2 separate regions of the Homo sapiens genome follow, and region 1 is linked to region 2. A link is an interaction called in ENCODE POLR2A ChIA-PET data of the cell type or tissue named here. Cell type or tissue: OCI-LY7. All regions are shown on one strand.

Evidence for each region. Peaks named below come from ENCODE experiments on the same cell type or tissue, not always from the same donor. Only the 100,000 strongest peaks of a DNase experiment are listed, where the experiment ranks them.
Region 1: POLR2A ChIA-PET joins it to region 2 with 5 read pairs; 2 of 35 experiments call an interaction of 5 or more read pairs at or near these places.

Annotation. Positions count from the first base shown.
Region 1 is chr7:151,398,235-151,403,234 of GRCh38, forward strand. It overlaps WDR86 (WD repeat domain 86), which reads right to left. Exons shown (of 6, transcript NM_198285.3): 2 at 1,866-2,007. Among named protein-coding and RNA genes, the nearest start is that of WDR86-AS1, 8.4 kb to the right of the region's middle. In OCI-LY7, a CTCF peak has its summit at 2,974; a DNase peak (open chromatin) is centred at 2,637; H3K4me3 peaks cover 525 bases; H3K27ac peaks cover 1,247 bases.
Region 2 is chr7:151,070,758-151,075,757 of GRCh38, forward strand. SLC4A2 (solute carrier family 4 member 2) reads left to right here. Exons shown (of 23, transcript NM_003040.4): 12 at 1-154; 13 at 315-540; 14 at 633-848; 15 at 932-1,080; 16 at 1,185-1,379; 17 at 3,282-3,536; 18 at 3,642-3,731; 19 at 3,918-4,084; 20 at 4,498-4,751; 21 at 4,849-5,000. Among named protein-coding and RNA genes, the nearest start is that of FASTK, 7.6 kb to the right of the region's middle. RefSeq lists an enhancer at 4,489-5,000. In OCI-LY7, no CTCF peak of the experiment used is centred here; no DNase peak of the experiment used is centred here.

The DNA.
Region 1 (5,000 bases), 330 kb after region 2:
CATGTGTGTGTTGTGTGTGCATATGTGTGTGTAAGTTGTGTGTATGGGTGCATATGTATGTTGTGTGTATGTGTGTAAGTTGCATGTGCATGTGTAAGTTGTGTATGAGTGCATATGTATGTTGTGTATGTGTGCACATGTGTATGTGTAAGTTGTGTGTATGGGTGTATATGTATGTTGTGCGTGTGTGCACATGTGTAAGTTGTGTATGAGTGTATGTGTGTGCACATGTGTATGTGTAAGGTGTGTATGTGTATATGTGTGCGCACGTGTGTATGTGTAAGTTTGTGTATGAGTGTGTATGTATGTTGTGTATGCACGTGTATATGTGTAAGTTGTTTGTATGGTGTATGTGTATATGTATGTGTGCGCACGTGTGTATGTGTAAGTTTGTGTATGAGTGTGTATGTATGTTGTGTATGCACGTGTATATGTGTAAGTTGTGTGTATGGTGTATATGTATGTTGTGTGTGTGCGCACATGTGTATGTGTAAGTTGTGTGTGCACATGTGAGAGTAAATCTGGCCGAGCATGATTTCTACCTTTAATGTTCCAGTTTTGCTTTTGAGAAGCATCTGACAGTTGTGGGTTTGGCAGCTGAGGGCCCACTGGTCACTGCAGGCAGGCCTTCTCCCCGCTGAGCCCATTGCAGCCTCTGCCTGACTCACAGGAGGGCGCTCCCCCAGCCCTACTCTCTTCTTTCATGGCAAACTTCTTTCTCAGGGAAGTCAGAGTGCTGGGAAGAGGCCAGTGGAGCTGTGAGCCCTGAGTTCTCACTCTAGCCCCTTCTTTACCACCTTGTGGGCTGCCTGGGCAGGTCTCAGGGCCTCACCTGCTTCAGCTGAGGAAGGCCGGGGCCAGACGGCCACCCTACCTTGTGTCTGCATATACCCCCCATTCACTCTAAAAAGTCCCCGCATCCCTTCAGCCTCCTCCTCAGGGTGTCACCCAGCTCCCCGTCCATCGACTATCGATTATTATTCCTGGCTGCAGCCACCTGCGACTCCAGCGAGCTGGGCTGATGGGTCTCACTGCCTTTCCTGTCCCCCCATGCGCTGGTCCACTGACTGGGGGTTCCTGTCAGAGCTCAACCAACAGCATTCCTCTGGTGGGGTTCATCCTGTCTGGTCTGCGCCCCCAGCCCCACCTTCAGGACCCCCTCGTGCCAGCCTGCGCCAGCCCTGTCTTTACTTGGGTCACCCTCCAGGCAGCGCCCCTCCTCCAGTGCAGCTGCCAGGCCCAGGGGCGCCAGGAGGCCTCCCTCGGGAGTCCGAGGTGACCACCACAAGTGACTCCAACAGTGTCCAACTGATCTGATCAGCAAAGGAATTTCCATTGCTCAGCTCAGACCCAAATTCATTGAGAAAGGAACAATTCCAACCTTCTTGAGAAGGAGGGGCTGGGATATTTTCCACAGCTACAAAGAAAGGAGAGGCTTAAAAATATCCTCAACTCCGTCTTCGGAACAATCCCCCACACTCCTCCTCCTGCAAACCTTTGGTCCACCATCGGGTCTCAATTAAGCCATTTCCTATGGAATTTGTCCCCATCCCTACGAGCTGTAGGCTCTGGTGCTTTTCCCTGCACCCAGCGGGGAGCCACTGTGCCCCCAAGGGGGAAGCATCAGGCTCTGTTCAGTGGATGGGCAGTGCCTCCCTGCCCCACATGCAGCCGCAGGCACTGAGCTCGCTGCCTGTCCTGGGTCCACGTCGCTGGGTGCTACTGACCACCTCCCAGCTGTCCACGTTTTTGCTTCCCCAGAGAGCCAAGGGCCCTCACGTGCAGGGGCCCATATCTCTGACCCCTCAGCCCCACCAGAAGCCTATGTATGGTGAGACTCAGCCCAAGCCCCCAGCCAGGCTGACCTGTTCACGATGGACGTGTGTCCTCGGTACACCTGCAGACACTGCCCGGTCAGCACGTCCCACCTCCTGATGGTGCAGTCGGCGCTGCATGTGAAGGCAGCCTCATCCTCCAGCTGGCAGAAGGTCACATAGCTTTCATGTCCTGCAGATGAGGGACAGGGGAGATGTGAGCGTACTGGGGATGCCAGCTCCTGCTTTTCTTCTGGGAACAATGTTTGAAAAGGGAAGAAAGCAGGATGTAGGGAGTGTTTGAGACAAGCTGGAGTCAATTAGCATTAGTTTTGTTTTGTTTTGTTTTTTTGAGACAGAGTCTCACTCTGTCACAAGGCTGGAGTACAGTGGCGCGATCTGGGCTCACTGCAACCTCTGCCTCCCGGGTTCAAGTGATTCTCCTGCCTCAGCCTCCTGAGTAGCTGAGATTACAGGCGCATACCACTATACCTGGCTAATTCTTTGTATTTTTAGTAGAGATGGGGTTTCGCCATGTTAGTCAGGCTGGTCTCGAACTCCTGACCTCAAGTGATCTGCCTGCCTTGGCCTCCCAAAGTGCTGGAATTACAGGCGTGAGCCACTGCGCCCAGCCCTCAACTCATCCTTCTTAAAGAATGACTTCAGTCTGAGTGATTCTCAGAAAGCACGGGGTACCAGTGAGGCACGACAGATAGTCAGGGAAGTAACCATGTCCTCAGGACGCAGCAACCATGGCGACTGCGCCGTCAACACAATAAGCCCCAGCATTCGCACTGCAGGCAAGCTCATTCAAGCAAAGCTATCTTCAGTAGGGACTTTCCCCTGTAGAGAGCACGTGCACTTTGATTTTTACCGGTCCTCACAGTGACCCTTTGCTCATTACAATAGTAAAAAACACACCCCTGGATGGAGATTTAAGATGCCAGTGAGACATGTGACGTATGAACAGGGATGCACAGCCACTGTGCATGAGCACCCAGAACATGCTTCCCAGCAACCCCCTTGCCCACCTGCTCATGAATAATCAGGTAAGACTCCTAAAAAGGGATCCTCCCTCCAGCCGGTCTTTGCTCTCTCATCCTCACAGGCAGCCTACCCTGACTCCCCTCTTGGGGCGTCCTGCCTATTCTGCACCTAACTTTCAGGGTATTCTTCCTCCTGTGCAATACATTGCTCTATGCTGCATCTCCTTTGCTGTGTGTCTCCTGTTTCAATTCTGTTAAACTAAGAAGACAAGAACTGAGGTTTCACAGCAGCCATCAACAGCAGGAGCAATCCAGGGGCACTCGCCTGCACCCTAAACCCTCTGTTTCCTCAGCTTCCACTCTTGCCTTCCTCCCTCCTCTCCTTCCCTCCTCATTTCTTTATCATCTCCTTTTAGTCTTTTTCAAACCTTTCAGCTTTTGCATTCCACATTTCCTCACCTGGGATGGGGACAATGCCTGCCTCACGGGATGTAGCGCAGACTGAGGACAGAGGCAGCCGCAGAGGGAATGGCACATGTTCGCTATTTTCCTTACACTGGGGAGAGATACTGTGGTAGGCAGAATGACGGCCCCAAGACAGCAGGTCCTAATCCCTGGAACCTGTCAATGTGACCTTACTTGGAAAGGGGTCTTTGTGGATGTGACGAGGTAAAGACTTTGACTGGGGAGATTATCCTAGATTATCCGGGGGGTCCTAAATACAACCGCAAGTGGCCAGGCGCGGTGGCTCACGCCTGTAATTCCAGCACTTTGGGAGGCCGAGGCGGGTGGATCACAAGGTCAGGAGTTCAAGATCAGCCTGGCTAAGATGGTGAAACCCCGTCTCTACTAAAAATACAAAAAATTAGCCGGGCGTGGTGGTGGGCGCCTGTAATCCCAGCTACTCGGGAGGCTGAGGCAGAGAACTGCTTGAACCCGGAAGGCGGAGGCTGCAGTGAGCTGAGGTTGCACCACTGCACTCCAGCCTGGGTGACAGAGCAAAACTCTGCCTCAAAAAAAAAAAAAAAAAAAAAAAATATATATATATATATATATATCTCCACAAATGTCCTTACAAGAGAGAGGCCAGGGAGATGTGATATACTCGGAAGAGGAGGCCGTGAAGGTGAAGGCAGAGATGGATGTGGCCACGAGCGCAGGAATGCCAGCAGCCACTAGGGCTGGAAGAGGCCAGGAACCGACCGTTCCCTGCAGGGTTTAGATGTGGCCCTGCTGACACCCTGCTTTCATCCCAGGGACGCTCATTTCAGCCCTCTGGGTTCCAGCACTGTGAAGAATCAACTTCACTTGTTTCCAGGCACCAAGCATCCTCCTTTGTCACAGCAGCCCCAGGACACTAACATAGACACAGAGACAATGAAACACAGCCTTGCCCTCCAAGGGAGCTCCAGGCCCAGAAGGGAAGACAGTCAAGGGCAGCATGTGGTCAGCAGGGCTCGGCACCCCACTGGCAGCGGCTGGCTGGGGCTCGGGAGAGAAGCCTGAGCACTGGAGACCAGGAAGAGGGTGACTCGGTGCCCGTAGGGAGAACAGCGGCTAGGAAAGCAGGCGTGCAGGGACTGGCTCCATGGGGCACCTCCAGGCCAGAGTCTGAGTGATCGGTAGAGATGACTGATGAGGCCGGGATGTGGCCAGAATGGAGGGCCAAGAGTGGAGGGCCATGCCAGGGTGTCTGGGGTCTCAGCACCTGAGCTACCCCACCAGCTGGTTGGGACTCTATCTCATGGGTGCAGTTAGATAGCTTGACTATCACCCTGGCTGCCAGATCAATGTTTATGCCTCAGGCATTGCTTAGCAGCCCTGGGGGCCCTCAGGGTCTCTGATCTTAGTAGGGCCTGCCCTTCAGGTAAAGATGGTGTGTATACAGTTGTCCCCCAATATATACAGTTGCCCCCAATACCCATCAGGGATTAGTTCCAGGATCCCCTGCAGATACCAAACTCCACAACGCTCAGGTCCCTGTGGTGTAGTATTTGCCCATAACCTATGCAATCCTCCTGCATACTTCAGTTCATCTCTAGGTTACTTATGACACCCACTGCGATGGCTACACATCGCTTCACTTGTGTGGATTCAGTGTAGGACTTGGTGAGCAGGGAAGCCAAATTTTGCTTTTTGGAGCCTTGTGGAATTTTTTTTCCTGGATGTTTTTCATCTGTGGTTAGACGAACCCACAGGT
Region 2 (5,000 bases):
GGCCTTTGTGCGGCTCCGGGAGGCTGTGGAGTTGGACGCAGTGTTGGAGGTGCCGGTGCCTGTGCGTTTCCTCTTCCTGCTGCTGGGCCCGAGTAGTGCCAACATGGACTACCACGAGATCGGCCGCTCCATCTCCACCCTCATGTCAGACAAGGTCAGCTACCCTCCTCCTCTGGGCCCTGCTTCCTGGAGCCCATCCTAGGCCAGTCTTGATCCCCATGACTGCCTCCCACCCACTGGCCTTGCCCACCCTCAGCTCCAGGCCCTCAGCCCTCTTCTTTGTGCTCTCCCCCATCCCCATGCTGCTTTGGCAGCAATTCCACGAGGCAGCCTACCTGGCTGACGAGCGGGAGGACCTGCTGACGGCCATCAACGCCTTCCTGGACTGCAGCGTGGTGCTGCCGCCTTCAGAAGTGCAGGGCGAGGAGCTGCTGCGCTCTGTGGCCCACTTCCAGCGCCAGATGCTCAAGAAGCGAGAGGAGCAGGGCCGGCTGCTACCTACAGGGGCTGGGCTGGAGCCCAAATCTGCCCAAGATAAGGGTACGGCCAGGGCGGGCTGGGGCCAGGGCTGCCTCGAGGGGGTGAGGTGGGCAAGAGGGGCTGGGGCGCCCTGACGGAGGCCTGGGTTGCAGCGCTCCTGCAGATGGTAGAGGCGGCAGGGGCAGCTGAAGATGATCCCCTTCGGCGGACGGGGCGGCCCTTTGGGGGGCTGATCCGAGATGTGCGGCGCCGCTATCCCCACTACCTGAGTGACTTCCGAGATGCACTTGACCCTCAGTGCCTGGCCGCAGTCATCTTCATCTACTTTGCCGCCCTGTCTCCTGCCATCACCTTTGGGGGGCTGCTGGGTGAGGAGAGCCTTCAGGTAGGGGGCGGCGGGGACTGCCCAGGGCCTGGCCACCAGCTCCTGAGCTGGTTCCTACACCCCTAGGAGAGAAGACGCAGGACCTGATAGGGGTGTCGGAGCTGATTATGTCCACAGCGCTCCAGGGCGTGGTCTTCTGCCTGCTGGGTGCCCAGCCCCTGTTGGTGATCGGCTTCTCAGGGCCCCTGCTGGTCTTTGAGGAGGCCTTCTTCTCGGTGAGGGCTCTTCTCGCCCATCTCCAGCCGCCCCTCCCGTGCCCTAGACACCTCCCCACAGCATCCCCACCCAGAGCTCAGGACCTGACTGCCCCTCCCTCCAGTTCTGTAGCAGCAACCACCTGGAGTACCTGGTGGGCCGTGTGTGGATCGGCTTCTGGCTGGTGTTCCTGGCCCTGCTCATGGTGGCCCTGGAGGGGAGCTTCCTGGTCCGCTTCGTCTCCCGCTTCACCCAGGAGATCTTCGCCTTCTTGATCTCACTCATCTTCATCTATGAGACCTTCTACAAGCTGGTGAAGGTGGGCAGGCCCCTGCCGAGAGCTGGGCCAGGAGGGCCGAGGTCTCAGGGCTGGAGGGAGTCTCTTGGTCCCATCCTCTGGATTTGAGGCCAGGCTGGTCTGGAGCATCCCCGGGGCTTGTTGCCAACACGTATACCAGGGCTGCAGATTACTCTTTTAATTAATTAATTAATTTGAGACATTCTTACTCTGTTGCCCAGGCTGGAGTGCAGTGGCGTGACCTTGGCTCCCCGCAACTTCTGCCTCCTGGGTTCAAGCGATTTTCCTGCCTCAGCCTCCCAAGTAGCTGGGATTATAGGTGTGCACCGCTATACCTGGCTAATTTTTGTAATTTTAGTAGAGACGGGTTTCACCGTATTGGTGAGGCTTGTCTTGAACTCCTGACCTCAGGTGATCCACCCACCTCGGCCTCCCAAAATGCTGGGATCACAGGATTTAGCCACCACACCTGGCCTTAATTTATTTTCAAACAGCAACTCGAACTAGACAGATCAATCTTTCAAAAACTCATACTTTTATTTCTTTTTTTTTTTTTTTGAGACAGAGTGTTGCTTTGTCACCCAGGCTGGAGTGCAGTTTTGGTGCAATCTCTGCTCACTGCAACCTCTGCCTCCTGGGTTGAAGTGTTTCTCCTGCCTCAGCCTCCCAAGTAGCTGGGATTACAGGCACACGCCACCATGCCCGGCTAAATTTTTTGTATTTTTTTAGTAGAGATGGGGGTTTTACCATGTTGGCCAGGCTGGTCTTGAACTCCTGGCCTCAAGTGATCCGCCCGCCTCGCCTCCCAAAGTGCTGGGATTACAGGTGTGAGCCACTGCACCCAGCCAAAAACTCATACTTTTATTTTTTAAAAACTTCTATATTTAATGGCACAGTGGCGCCATTAGAGCTCACTGTTAGTTCAAACTCCTGAGCTCAAGTGATCCTTCTGCCTCAGCCACCCTAATAGCTGGGACTGCCGGCGGGCCCCACGCCTGGCTAATTTTTAAATTTTTTGAAGAGGCCTGCCTAGATTGCCCAGGCTTGTCTGGAACTCTCCTGGTCTCAAGCAATCCTCCTGCCTTGACCTCCCAAAGTGTTGGGGTTATAGGCATGAGCCACCAGGCCCAGTCCATCTTTATTTTATTTTATTTTATTTTATTTTATTTTATTTGTTTATTTGTTTTTTGAGACAGAGTCTTGCTCTGTTGCCTAGGCTGGAGTGCAGTGGCCCGCCTCACTGCAACTTTGGCATCCCAGGTTCAAGCGATTCTCCTGCCTCTGCCTCAGCCTCTCGAGTAGCTGGAATTACAGGTGCCCACCACGCCCAGCTAGTTTTTATATTTTTAGCAGAGACAGGGAAGGCTGGTTTCGAACTCCTGACCTCAAGTGATCTGCCCGCCTCGGCCTCCCAAAGTGCTAGGATTACAGGCGTGAACCACTGTACCCGGCCTGTTTTTTTATTTTTAAAAAATACATTATTTTTAATTTGGTTTTAAAACTCACATTTTTTAATAACAAAGGTACATGCTTTTGTTAAAATGTCAAACAATCCAGGAGTGTAGAAAGGGGAAAGGCTCCAGAGGTGACAGTCAGTCTGGGCATCAGATGTGTGTGACAGGCCACTCAGTGGTCCTCTGTGCTCATGTCCTCTTCCTTTAGGCCCCTGGATCCTCTCTGGGCCTGGCTGGTGCCACTCACCACTGCCTTCCTGACTTATACTAGCCGCTTGGTCTTTTCTGCCCCACACTGCCCTGTGCTCACAGCTGGTTCTCTGGGTCATTGTCTTAATTCAACAAGACAAGCTCCTTGAAAGCAGGCCAGCCTTTCCCCTGCCCCACCCCTTCCACCCGACACTCACTGAGCCCCAGGAATCTTTTCTGCAGTCCAGCTGATGGAGGCCGTGTGGCCTCCTCTCCCCAGATCTTCCAGGAGCACCCCCTGCATGGCTGCTCAGCCTCCAACAGCTCAGAGGTGGACGGCGGTGAGAACATGACATGGGCCGGGGCAAGACCCACGCTGGGGCCGGGCAACAGGAGCTTGGCTGGGCAGTCTGGGCAGGGGAAGCCCCGGGGCCAGCCCAACACGGCCCTGCTGTCGCTGGTGCTCATGGCCGGCACCTTCTTCATCGCCTTCTTCCTGCGCAAATTCAAGAACAGCCGGTTCTTTCCTGGCCGGGTGCGTGGGCTTAAAGGCCAAGAGGGGGTTAGGGGCAGGAAGGGGGGTGGCAGGAAGTCAGCGGCTGTGGTGGCAGGACTCTGAGCGCTGTGCCTGCCCACTCAGATCCGGCGGGTGATTGGGGACTTTGGGGTGCCCATCGCCATCCTCATCATGGTGCTTGTGGATTACAGTATTGAGGACACCTATACCCAGGTAAGGTGCTGCCCACAGCAGGCAAGTGCTGCTGCCTCTGCCACCCCGGGTCTAGGTGTTCCCCTCCAGCCTCCAAACCCAGCCTGTCCTTAAGCTTAAGCCTGTCCTTAAGATGCCATCCCCTTTCCATGGCATGCCCTCCACATTCACCTTAACCCTTGTCCCTACACTGTGTCTGCCCTGCAGAAGCTGAGCGTTCCCAGTGGATTCTCGGTGACTGCCCCAGAAAAGAGGGGCTGGGTCATCAACCCCCTGGGAGAGAAGAGCCCCTTCCCTGTGTGGATGATGGTTGCCAGCCTGCTGCCCGCCATCCTGGTCTTCATTCTCATCTTCATGGAGACACAGATCACCACGTGAGTGGTCCTAGCCAAAGGGGTGTGAGAGGCCAGAGCCCCAGGCCAGGCTGGGGAACTCAGCATGGAACCTCCAGCCACACTGGGCAATCCCAGGGACCTCAGGGAACCTTGGATGCCCAGATGGCCACAGTTTATTCTGTAGACAGCAGAAAAACCCCGATGTTTGCTGGGACAGGAACAGCACGTGGAGGGGCAGGCCACCCTGGCAGTGCTAGCTGGGAGCTGTCATGGACGATAAGGGCTGGGGGCCCAGGTTTTGCTCTGTAACGGAATTTGAATCCTGACGGAATGGACAGGGACCGCCAGGTTCCAAAGCCAGATGGAGGGACTGGCTGGGCATTCTGGAAAGACCCTGTGGTCTGCGGAGCTGAGTCCAGCCTGGGCCTCAGCAGCACCCCTCCCGCTCTCAGGCTCATCATCTCCAAGAAGGAGCGCATGCTGCAGAAGGGCTCCGGCTTCCACCTGGACCTGCTGCTCATCGTGGCCATGGGCGGCATCTGTGCCCTCTTTGGCCTGCCCTGGTTGGCTGCTGCCACTGTCCGCTCTGTCACTCACGCCAACGCGCTCACTGTCATGAGCAAGGCTGTGGCACCTGGGGACAAGCCCAAGATTCAGGAAGTCAAGGAGCAGCGGGTGACGGGGCTGCTGGTTGCCCTGCTTGTGGGTACGTTGCCTCTTGCCTTTCCCTTCCCAGTGGATTCCCCAGGGCTACTGGGGCCAGGGGACCCCGGGGCCAACTCTTTCTCCTGCGCCTCCCGTAGGCCTCTCCATAGTTATCGGGGATCTGCTCCGGCAGATCCCCCTGGCCGTGCTCTTTGGAATTTTCCTGTACATGGGAGTCACCTCCCTTAACGGGATCCAGTTCTATGAGCGGCTGCATCTGCTGCTCATGCCGCCCAAACACCACCCAGAT